Linked DNA regions of Homo sapiens: region 2 is linked to region 1. Evidence: chromatin contacts called from ENCODE Hi-C data. All regions are on one chromosome and are shown on one strand. Each heading gives the region's core, a stretch centred on a gene start or an enhancer-like site at or near the end of the contact. The rest is flanking DNA. Distances are from core to core; before and after follow the strand shown.

Evidence for each region. A loop is a pair of places that touch in the nucleus more often than their neighbours do. Pooled maps may share reads with other maps.
Region 2: a loop to region 1 is called in a pooled map, with 4 times the contacts of the local background. The contact joins the enhancer-like site here to the promoter of SERPINI1 in region 1. A Hi-C loop is called at or near these places in 2 of 37 single-sample maps with no recorded cell type and 4 of 50 pooled maps.

What each region holds. Positions count from the first base shown.
Region 1 is chr3:167,733,429-167,738,772 of GRCh38, reverse strand. It overlaps SERPINI1 (serpin family I member 1), which reads right to left and starts at 3,052. Exons shown (of 9, transcript NM_001122752.2): 1 at 2,950-3,052. PDCD10 (programmed cell death 10) reads left to right here and starts at 3,881. Exons shown (of 9, transcript NM_007217.4): 1 at 3,881-4,111; 2 at 4,423-4,559. RefSeq lists an enhancer at 3,630-4,069 and a silencer at 4,120-4,249.
Region 2 is chr3:169,928,646-169,934,820 of GRCh38, reverse strand. All of the region lies in intron 7 of SAMD7 (sterile alpha motif domain containing 7), which reads right to left. It also overlaps the pseudogene FAM20BP1. Among named protein-coding and RNA genes, the nearest start is that of SAMD7, 20 kb to the right of the region's middle. Within about 2 kb of position 2,585, at least 4 of the 41 ENCODE cell types and tissues checked have a DNase peak (open chromatin) inside an H3K27ac peak, as active enhancers do.

The DNA.
Region 1 (5,344 bases), core at 1,803-4,302:
TTATGGGTTATAAAAGCATAAAAAAGGAAGGTTAATCATCCAAAATTTATTCCAGTAAAAATTGCCATTTTAACTGGAATCAGACTGGTATTCATTGGATTTTGAATATTCAATTTTACTTAGAAAAGTAATGTATCCCAGTATGAATACAGGCCTCTACAAATTAATGACTGGGGGAGAAAAGGTCATGGAATCATGGATTATAGGAATTTAACAAAAAATATAAAATCTTTTTTCTCTTTTGCTAAAGGTGTGTTTCTCAAGTAGTTTTCTTTATATCTATTCCCCTGTATCCTTCTTTACCAAAACCATTTGATCTTGAACCTTTAAGTCTTGCTCTTTTGTGCTGCATGCATCAGTGAATCTTCCTGTTAAAAAGAAATCCATGCTAACTTATTTTTACTCAAAAGGCTTAGAATCAGAACTCTAAAGAAAAGACCAAAGGATATGGTAATTTGAAATTAACCAAGGTTTTTGGCTAAAGAACAATCATCCCCAGAGCAATTTCCATTCAAGAGAGACATTCTGCACTCTGTTGCTTTTCCTTTCTCATCATACATATTCACTGATAGCCATACACAAATAGTAAAATTAAAGAGCAAAATAAGTAATATGCTTATAACATGGGTAGCATTTTACACAGAATTATAAACTGCCATATAACGAACGTTTTCAACACCAATCAAGAAAAATCTTCAGATTACCTGAGATTGAATGTGAATATTAACTAACATGAATCAAGAGTGCAAGGTAAAAAATAAATGCCATATATTTCCAATGATATTCTCTCATATAAAAACATGGTCTTTTTTCAAATGATATTGAAACCCAATCTCTTTTACTGACACAGTAAAAAGGATCCAAATCTTGGAAACAGGTGAAAAAAATCAGTACTTTAATACCACAAACTCATTCATTCCTAATCAGATTCTATCCTTTACCGTGTCTCAGAGCAGAAGACCTATAAAGAGCTGAGATTCAAAGTATATCTTAATTTCAACTGTTTAGATATTTATCTTCTATCCATTTGCTTGCTTATTAACTGTTTCCCAATAAAACTCTTTCAAACAGATCTTTTAATAAAGGCTCGGAAAGAATTTCATTGGTAGTATTATAATTATTACATAGGGGAAATAACCCAGCGACAGCAATTATTCAGTTTTACAAAATGAATTAGTAGTAGGGTCTGAGAAAGAATCTAAGACTGATTCAAGACAATCCACTTAATCACAAATAACAAGGGCAAACACAGTCTTTTCCATGTGTCACCCTAATACCCACTTTTTTTTTTACCCCCAAAATCATTTTCACAGGGCCATATCAGCTATGTGAATTAATAGATTCTCCAGTGCTGTAGCAAAGATAAAACCTGATCCTTATAGTGGTTAAGTTTAGCAGCTACTGTTGCTTTTTCTTTCTTCTAAGCTCTTTGCTGTTTTTGATACTTAGCTGATTTGCTTAGGGGTAATTAAAAAGCAGCTGTTTTTCTATGATCTATCTGTCTATATATTTCTATGGTATGTGAGAGTGTGGGAGGGAAGAGTATACACACTGAAAAGTCACTTAGGCTTATCGGTAGTAGCACTCAGTAGGACTGAACTTTAATCTGGGAAGAGAATTCATTTGAGCCATTTCTTTTCAAAAAGAAATTTGGGATGCATTACAAAAATAAAATTTAAAATCCCGAGAACTCAGGAAAGCATAGAAATAGGAGAAAACAAGACAATTACTCCATTTTATTGACCCTGGTTATTAAAAAAAAACATAAAGTATTGAGACAGACTCTGAAATATGCAACTGTCACAATGAAAGCATTTCAGAGCAAAATTTGCTGCAATATGCTACTATGATTAAAAGCCATGTAATCTGGGAACCTCTGTAACAAAATGAAAATGAACTAGGAAAATAGCTTCTTACTACTTCTCTAAAAATAAAAGGCTGTAATTTTGTCATAATTACACAAAGGTAGGTGAGACTTTCATCTTTACCCAGCATTACAACTTATTTCCATCCATAGGTATTACAATTAACGTTGCTTTGAATGCACATATAGTTTAATACCGAGAATAAACTATTATTTTATGACACTACATGTGTTTTAAACTGAACCCACTATCATAACACATATTAAGGGTAGTCCTTCAGCACATACTCTCTACCCAGAGAAAAGATTCCCACACAGCTTTCCATGTACTCGTTTTTAAAATGTACACATATTATCGGACACAAATGAGAAACTAACGAGCAGCAGTGAGGTACACCATATGTTTCCATTGTAGGCTGAATCCAGGTCTTTGTTCCAATATTCCAGAGCCACTGGGAAGAAAGCTAACTATCCATTCATTAAAATTCATTTTTACATTATTGCTGGCAAAAGTTATACTTTTGATAGATTAAGTCAGAGCCCATCCTATCCTGACTATTCCTGCCTGCACTTGCTTCTTTAATACGGATTTCTTGCAATTCTAGGAAACTGCAAAATAACCACCCTGGATAACAGGTCGGTAGCAGGACAATCTGATAAACCAACGTAAAGGGTAGACACTGAAGAAGAATGCAAAGTTATTTTCCTAGTGAAATAGTTCAGAAGTTATTCTATATCAATAGCAAAATTTTTGCTTTTTATAGGCTACGCACCTATAACATCCACCAGATAACATCCACCTCGTCCTCAATTAGCAGGATTTTTCTCAATCTTCAGATCTCCCAGAACAGTTTTACTGGTGCAACTCAAACCAAAAACACTAACCACGCCCTTTATACCCAGAGTCAAGCTTCCTTTTGCTTTTTTGCCCTTAAAGTCGAAAAATGTAAATCTTTCACCCGAGAGGTTTTGCACCGGTTTCCTAACCCAACGCGGACTCTTTTAGCTGTGTCTTGATGTAATTCCTATTGGAAGACGTTTTCTCCAGGGCAGTGCAGACGCCCCGAAGAAGGACCCACGCTTACCTCCCACACACCTGCAACCCCTGACGGGATGCTGGAGCTTGTGCTCGGCGGACTGTGCTCCGCTCCGCTCTCGTTCCTGCTTTCGTCTCTCCCGGGAAACTACAGTCCAGACTGCGCCTCTGGCTTCTACAGGGACCCAAGCTCCGCCTCTCCCTCCTCTAGTTGGCGAATTTGGCAGCTGTTGCTCCTCCCCCTGCTGTTTCTGCAGCTGCCCGGACCGGAGGCAGCGGAAAGCAGCTGCCCTGGTACCTTTCCGCTCCCTGCACTTCTGCAGCTGCTCTGCCACTTCCACTCCCGTGGGGGTCCCTCTCCCCTCCTCTGTGGCTCACACCTGGAGCGGCCTCCTGCCCCACCCAGGCGTCTCTGCTGGGAGCCCCGGCTCAGCCTATCCTTCCCCGACCTGTGTGTCCGGATGCCCGGTGTGCCTGGGGCTTAGCTGCTCTCAGGGAAGCTGCCCCTCTGCCCAGTGCAAGTCCCCACACCAAGCCCTCCCTTCACCTGGGCGATTTCCCCGAGGCTTCCTCTCCACCCACACGGCATACTCAGCCCGACAGCCCCAGGATCCCCACCACAGGCCCCTCACCCCCTTCCTTCCTCTGCTCTGTCAGCCCGCCCCCTCAATGGGTGAGGCGCCTGCGGGGCCTACTCCGCACCCTGATTGGCGCAGGTGAGGGCTTGCCCCGCCCTTCCTCTCCTTTCCGTGCACCATCTCTCTTCATCTCACCTCCTCCCGCAAAGGCAGGGAATTCTCCTACTATTGGCTAGAAGTGTCACCACCCATCGCCTCAGGATCCCCCGCATGGCCTGCCGGGAAGTGTAGTCTTCCGATTGCAGGAATTGCGGACAACGCCGGCGAGCGGGACTACGAGTCCCCATAAGCCTCTGCACGACTCCGGCTGGGCAGGATTCCGGACAACGCCTGGTTCCTCTTGGGTCCTTCCGGCGTCGCCGGAGTGAATTGATCCGGGAGTTGAAGAGGGCTGCAAGGTGGGAAGTGAAGTCAGTGCCTCAGTTGCTGGTAAGGTGTAGCTGTTCTGTCCCAGTCCCCGTAGCTCTGCACCGAGCAGAAGAGGTCTAGGGTCACGCAGGGGCCATGGCTGAGGCACTTGGGCTTGGTTCTGGCAGGCGGAGCGGACGGGGCTGAGAGCGGGGCCCTACGGGCGTAAGCGAGGTTACCCTACGCGAGTGGCGTAAAGCGGGTTTGTAAATGCCGCCTGCCGGCTTGGGCCCGAACGCCTCCAGGAAGTCTCCTCTAGGTGGGGGCGGGAGGGGAAGGGCGAGGTTGGCCCCTGGTGCCCCGGGAGAGGGGACAGGGCGGATGTGCCTGGGGTGGGGTCCTTTGAAGGTGTGGCTTCGGACCGAGAGGTGAGGCTGCTGTTTTCCCCCTGCTTTGTAAGTAAGAGAAAAGGGAGGAGGAAGGAAAGGGTGCTTGGGAGTCGGCTCTTGGGGGTGACTCGGGTTATGCCCTTTGAGGGAAGAGGAGCACTGGAAGAAGGAAGAGACAAATGTTGGGGTCTACGGATTCAGTTCCAGTTTAATGATGTGGCCCTCTAAGGAGATAATTTTGCCTTAAACAGAAAGACTTGACCCTCTTAGGTGTCATACCTAAGGTATGTTTTTACTCCTTTACTGCTTTCAGAGCGCTTTCATTTTGGGATGCTGATGAGGAAACCGAGGGATTATATGACGTGCCCAAGGTCACACACGTAGGGACAGACTTTCTGAATCTAGTTCGGTTCGAGTCCAGCTTTAGAGTAGGGACGTTGGTTGTGCTTTTTGAAAAGGGTGGAGGAAGTTACAAAGTAAATGTATTTTATATAGTATATCTAAGAAGCCATTGTGAGATAAAAAGTTGTTTCTTGAACCGGAGTGAAATTCCTCAATAAAGGAAAGATCCTTTTGGAAAAAATAAAAATGGCCAGTTTCAACTTTTACAGATTTTTCCCCTTTTTTTAGGGGTGTATTAAATGATAGACTCTACTCTCACAGTTCATTTTTACGGGTAGGTAATAGGATGGGAGAACAACAGTTAAACAATATATCCCATCCTTAGAAGAATATTCTTTTCTTTTTCTACCTTAGGACTGTTTTTACTCTCATTTTGTAAAACTGATAATAGTGGGATTGGAATTCTTTCACAAAACTACACTTTTTTCAAATAATGTAGCGTTAGGAGAGTTTAGTGTGCCCATTACTAGAAAAGAAGGTATTTTGCATTTCTTGGAGGTAACATCGTCTTTTTTGAGACTTTACTTTTCCCCCATTTTCTTGACTCTGGGCTGTATTTGTGTGTGTGTCTGCAAATAATAAAATTGGGCTCTTGCATATTTTTATTTTTCTTAGCATCAACTGTGACTTTCAATTCATTCTTACTTTACATTGAAGAATGAAAAAA
Region 2 (6,175 bases), core at 1,336-3,835, 2.2 Mb before region 1:
TCTGACTCAGGTCCCTTTGGTCTTCCTGATTCATTTCAGCTTTGCTCAGCTTCAATGATGGGCTGTATATGCTGAAGGCTCCCTAACATGTATCTTTAACTCAGAAGCTAAATCGTGCCAGTTTGGCCTCTTACATAGTTTTCATTGTGCTGTGACTGGGCAGCACTGAGTTCCAATGCAGAGTCCCACAATTACCGTGTCCCCCACCCACAAAAGCACAGATTCTGTCCCCATACCATGTGGTCACTTCTGGGGGACGGCAGAGGGATGGTGTGGGCAATTCCAGACTATCTTTCCTACCCCCTTCAGTGCCTCTTTCAGTGACATGAAGTTAAAACCAGGTACTGTGATTGATCATCTGATTTTTTGTTCTTATGAAGGTGGTTTTTTTTTGTGAGGATTGTTGCTCCATGTGGTGTTCCGGAAGGGAGGACCATCGGTGGAGGCTTCTTTTTGGCCATCTTGCCCTGCCTCCTCTAGGTTGTGTTCTTATCCTCCTGCCCCCACTGCTCCCACCCTGGATAGAACTCCATCATTGCTTATCTGAATAGGCTTCCCCTCTGTCTTGTCCTCTTCAACTTATTTTCATAAAAGCAACCTGAGTGATCTTTCTGCAATATAAAGCTAACCATGCCGCTCCCTACTTAAAACCTGACTGCCTCCAGGATAAAGCCACAATCCTTCACTGGGTCTTCTGGGCTCTGTGACCTGGCCCTGTCCACCTCTCCAGTCTCATCTTGCTCTCCCCACCTCTCCCACCTTGGCCCTGGCCCTCTGTAGCACTGGGAACTACTCTCAAAGTCCCAACCATATTAAAGTTTTCTCTGGCTCTGGCCCTCACCTGGAAATTCCTCCTTTATCTCCCTCCTGCCTCACCTCTCCTCTTGACTTTCAGGTCTCACTTTAGAGGCCTCTTCCTTTAGGAGGCCAAGAGTCCCTCATATGTGTTCCCACCATGCTCTGTACCCGCCTTTCACAACGTGCTCGTATGGATGTGGGATCACTCACTGGTGCCCCTCTTCTGGACTATGAGTGCCATGAGAAGAGGAACCACATTGGTCTTGTTTCCACTCTGTGCTCCATGCCTCACAGGGCATGACTCAGGACCAGCTAAAAAGTAGAATCTTCTTGGAAAGCTCCTGTACTGGGAACCTTGTGTTCTAATAGATTTTAGTCATGAATGTATACATATATTTTTCCACAATATGCACCGGTGTGGAGAAAGGACTGAAATGTTCCACTCAAAACACACACTCCAGAGCCAATCCCAGTATTCATCTATGAAAATGTCTGATTGTCCTTTGGCCTGGGAATTAAGACTGACCAACTATGATGCCTATTGCTAGAATGGGCAATTGCTGAGGAATTCAGAAGGTGATTCAGCAGGAACATCTCCATGCTCAGAAACTTGTGGTCTTTGCTTTAGTTTCTACTACAGAAAACACCAAAGACATCCAAGGCCACCCTGTCCCCTGTCACCAGAACTTGCTGCTGGCCATTTCCAATCCATTTCATACCATTTGGAATTGATTGTGCTGCTTCTCTATCTTTGTAAAAAGAAGTTTCACTTATTTTTTATTGAGAGTTACAAGTGGGAGAAAGGCATTGTGTCTTCTACCATACAGTGTCCATCCCAAACTGGTCAGTGCACTGCTCCACGGTGGCCAGGACACTCAGGAGCCACTGGTCCATGGCGTCCAGACGAGGATCAGAGAGCACTGGGGAGAGGGGGTCATGGGCCATGGCAGATTTTAAGGTAGACTTCAGCACACCATTCTTTAGGTAGTTCCGTCTGTTCCAGGTAGACACCTGAGTGATGCCACACTGATAGAGGGGGGGAAAGAATGCTTCTTTCATCCAGCAAGGGGTTCCCAAAGCTTTTGTTGTTATCAAGAAGGATGAGCATACTGGCGCCCTCATTATCTTGAAAGTTCTTATAGTAATGGCAGTCAGCATTGTCAATCAGGTAATCAAAGACAGCTGTGTTAATGGTGTCCAGGCGGCACAGGCCAGAGTCATAAAGGGACGTTTTCTTCACAGCCTCACAGTAGCGCTCATCATACTCCCACCTGGCCAATTTGCCTTTTCAGTAAGTCCTGGCCCACGGGTGTCAGTGTTTCTGGAGAGGCCACACATCTGGAAGCCAAAGTGTGACAGATTTTTCCATTGTGTCTCCATCGGCACAAGCTGATTCTGTTTCTCGGTAGTAATAACACTTCCCATAAAAACAAGTATTGTGTCCTACAGTTAGGAAGGGGCTCAACAGCTGCTCCATGGTAACAGGCTTGATCTCTGTCTGAAGATGAACGGATCTGCCCACCATCAGCAGGGCTCTGGGACACCCACAATCCTGTCCAAGTGAAAGGCTGCTACCTCCGCATTGTGTCTATCATAACCGGCATATGGTTCCCTTCCACTACATAGTCTCGGCTATACTACTTAGGTTCGAAAACAACTTTCTGTTCCCTTTCAAGGATCAGTAAGGCTTTCAGCTGTGTCCCTTTATAACCCACATCAGCTTTAATAATTTGCTTGGTGGCCATGGCATGCATGATTGCCCCCAGCTCTGGTGTCTCTTCACAGTACACTTCCTGGGGAACCACCCACTGGGCTGCAGTCTCCTAGGAAGACTGCAACGTGTGGTCCAACTTGGGTGACAGCTCCATCCACAAGCCAGTCATCATTCGGTGAAAAGCCCTCAGGGGATCAAGTAGTGAAACGCTGCTTGGCAGTTGATGTATCTAAGTTGTCAATCAGGAAAACTTTGGTGAAGATAAAGATGACAGGAATTGCTAACAGCATGACTCGCTGCTTTAGCTTCATGTTGACCTCTTTTCTTCTCCCCTGACCCACTCACTCTCTGGCTCACTTATCAAGGAGAGGCAGTGGTAATGGTTAGTAAGGAGATTCCATCATTACACACATTGGTCCATTTGTGGATGCACCTTCCACAGTTCCCGTTGCGTCCTAGACTCGCTCGTGGCTACCCATGCAGTGCAATGCAGCATGGCCCCCGAGGAGGGGCAGCCCCAGGCTGTGCTTATCACCCCAGCCACTGCCACCACCACTGCAGCTCCCACCATTCCCTGGCCACCTCTCTCAGCGCTGAGCCAGCCGTCCCCCAACAAACTGCATTAAGTAATTATTTCTTTTCCTATTTTAATTAAGCAAATTATAGAAAATGGCTAATATAAATTAAAGAGCCAGGTGCGGTGGCTCACATCTGTAATCTCAGTTACTTGGGAGGCTAAGGCTGGAGGATCACTTGAGCCCAGGAGTTTGAGACAAGTCTGGGCAACATAGTAGACCCCCATCTCTTTAAAAAAAATTAGCTGGGTGTGGTAGTGTGCACCTGACAATTTGTGAGCATCCAAAGGAGGAACCACGTGGATAAATTTTCAAGCAGAGGTAGGCTGGCAGCCAGGGGACTGAAATGTGTGAGGATCTAACCCTCAGCCATGGTGGATGTACTCAGGGCCTGGGGCGAGGACACATACATGTCCCTGTCGCTCAGATGTACCCCCTTCTTTCTCACCAGAGCAGTTTGGGCCATGTGTAATGATATAAATGTGCACATATTTTCAGTAATTTCAGTTCTTTTTAGAGAGAGGATATTTTATCTGCTGAGTCCTCTGAACTAGACATTTACTTGGAACAAAATATGTTGCAGGCTCTCCTGAATGTTCCTTAACAGCTGAGCCACCAATCCTTTCTCTACACCTATTTAAAAGAGTTCATTTGCACTTGGGGCTTTGGGTTTTAGTTGTTATTTTTTTTCTGCTGAATTTCTTTTTCTACCTACAGGAGGTGAGTGGTGAGAAGTTGCTGAGTAGGCACCTAAGGCAGAGATGGGGAGTAAGAGGATAGTTGGGGGACAGTAGGTTTAACGCCAGCTAATCTCAGCACCTTGGTCCAACTCATTTAAAGAAAGGGGCTATGGGGCTGGGCGCGGTGGCTCATGCCTGTAATCCCAGCACTTTGGGAGGCCGAGGTGGGCGGAACATGAGGTCAGGAGGTTGAGACCAGCCTGGCCAACACGATGAAACCCTGTCTTTACTAAAAATACAAAAAATTAGCCAGGCGTGGTGGTGTGCACCTATAGTCCCAGCTACTCGGGAGGCTGAGGCAGGAGAATCGCTTGAACCCAGGAGGCGGAGGTTGTGGTGAGCAGAGATGATGCCACTGCGCTCCAGCCTGGGCGACAGAGCAAGACTCTGTCTCAAAAAAAAAAAAAAAAAAAAAGAAAAGAAAGGGGCTATGAGTAACAATGAGTAACACCTGATGGGACATTTTAGACAAGCGTCCTTGTGAGAGTGGGGTACAAGCAGTGCTGCTTCAGGGCTGTTGCATCCAGAGGGCATCTCCCCATTTCTGTATAAAATAACATCACAGAGCATAGCTGGGGGCAGGCACAGCACAGCAGTGACATCTTTCAGTTGATGCCACCTGCTGTCACTTGGAGGGAGTATACTTTAATGGGGAAACTAAAGCAGGACTTGATCCTAAACAAATTTGAGACGTATCTAGAAATAATTGCTACCACTTCTTGGGGTAGGGAAGAGGGCGCTGACATCCTGTCAGTGAGAGATAATGAGTCAGCAGAGTTTGGAGTACTCATGTTTATGTGACTTCTGTGTACCCACAAGGGGACATTTGGGATTTTAAACTATGAAAAGCATGTAATATTATTTATTACAAGAGCTATTATTATAAATTGCACTTTTCTGACTATGGATCACTAAGAATAATCAGAGTTCAAATTCAATGTGCCAGATCTTAGCAATCACATGCTTATTAAATAAGGGTTGCTCTTCCGGTTGTTATCAGAAGTTAGCAACTTAATTGAACCCATGGTTGACATGGCACTTGAAGTGGTATAGATACATTTAAAAAGTGGCTTACCCATGACTAATGACTAATTTTTAAAAATAAGGTTATAACCATTGAACAGGGAAGAGTAGGCCAAAAACTTTTTATCAGGTTATGCAAAAGACAAAAATGGGTGACTTGAGGAACACAACTTGCTTCATAAGTAACTTGAGGCTTGGCCGTCTCTTGGGTATAATGATGAAATTCATGTTTATTGAGTATTTACAAGGTGCCATGCACTCTAATGCTCACAAAAATCCTCTGAAAATGTATTATTATGATTATCTTCATTTTACAGATAAAACAACTGAGGCACAGAGAAGGGAGGCAACTTGTCCTAGGTCACACAACCAGAAAATAGAAAAGCCAGGATTTGAATTTGTACTTTCTGGCTTCAGAAGCTATATTCTTAGTAACTACTCTATATAGTTTTTCCGTAAGTCCCGTAAACTGAACTAAAAAATAATAATAATAAAAAGAAAAAGAGTTAACAGTATCTCACTGTAGACAAACATTTCACAAAACAGATCTGGAAAATAATCAGCTCTAGTATCAGTTAATTATGATGTAGTTAAACCTTAATATCCTTTTCTTGCTTTCTTTTCCTTTAACATGCAAACCAAAAATGATACTAGATTTAGTAGGCACTTTATTGCTTAGAATTGTATTATTAAATAACTCAAAAAAGTAAACTAAATGCATGAAAATGTAGCATTGACATAAACTTCAAAATTTTACCAACCTATGACTTTTGTCACAAATTTTTCAATACTAGTGAGGCTAGTTTTGTTTCTAACTGCCCTGATAGTTCATTATAGTTTTTTAAAATGGTATTTTATGCCAGATTGAATATGTTGTATGCATTTTTATATATTGTCCCAGCATAAATACAGAATTTAAAATAATGAATTTCTAACTTTTCAGATATTGCCTTCTTGTTCCTTTTAGAATGAAGTATATATTCCTGTTACTTACAGTGAGTAACCTAAAACTTCTCACCCAGAAGTCTGTGCTCCAAAAATGTTTGCTATGTGGATAAGTAGGGAATGTAGTCGTTATTTCCCATTCTTTTTGGATGTTCAGCTTCTGAACCTTCTTCTAATTTTGGGAGAATTCCTACTTCTTAGGAGTCTTGATAGGAAAGAAGCTAAAGACAGACAATGGCTTTCCCAGCCTCCCCTGATGCTGGGGTGTGGGTGTATGACCCAAGTTCCACCAATCAGAGACCTGTCCCAGGGTAGACACTGGCATAAAAAAGAGAGATTAGTAGGAATCCTTTCTGGAGGCACAATGCAAGTTTGACCTA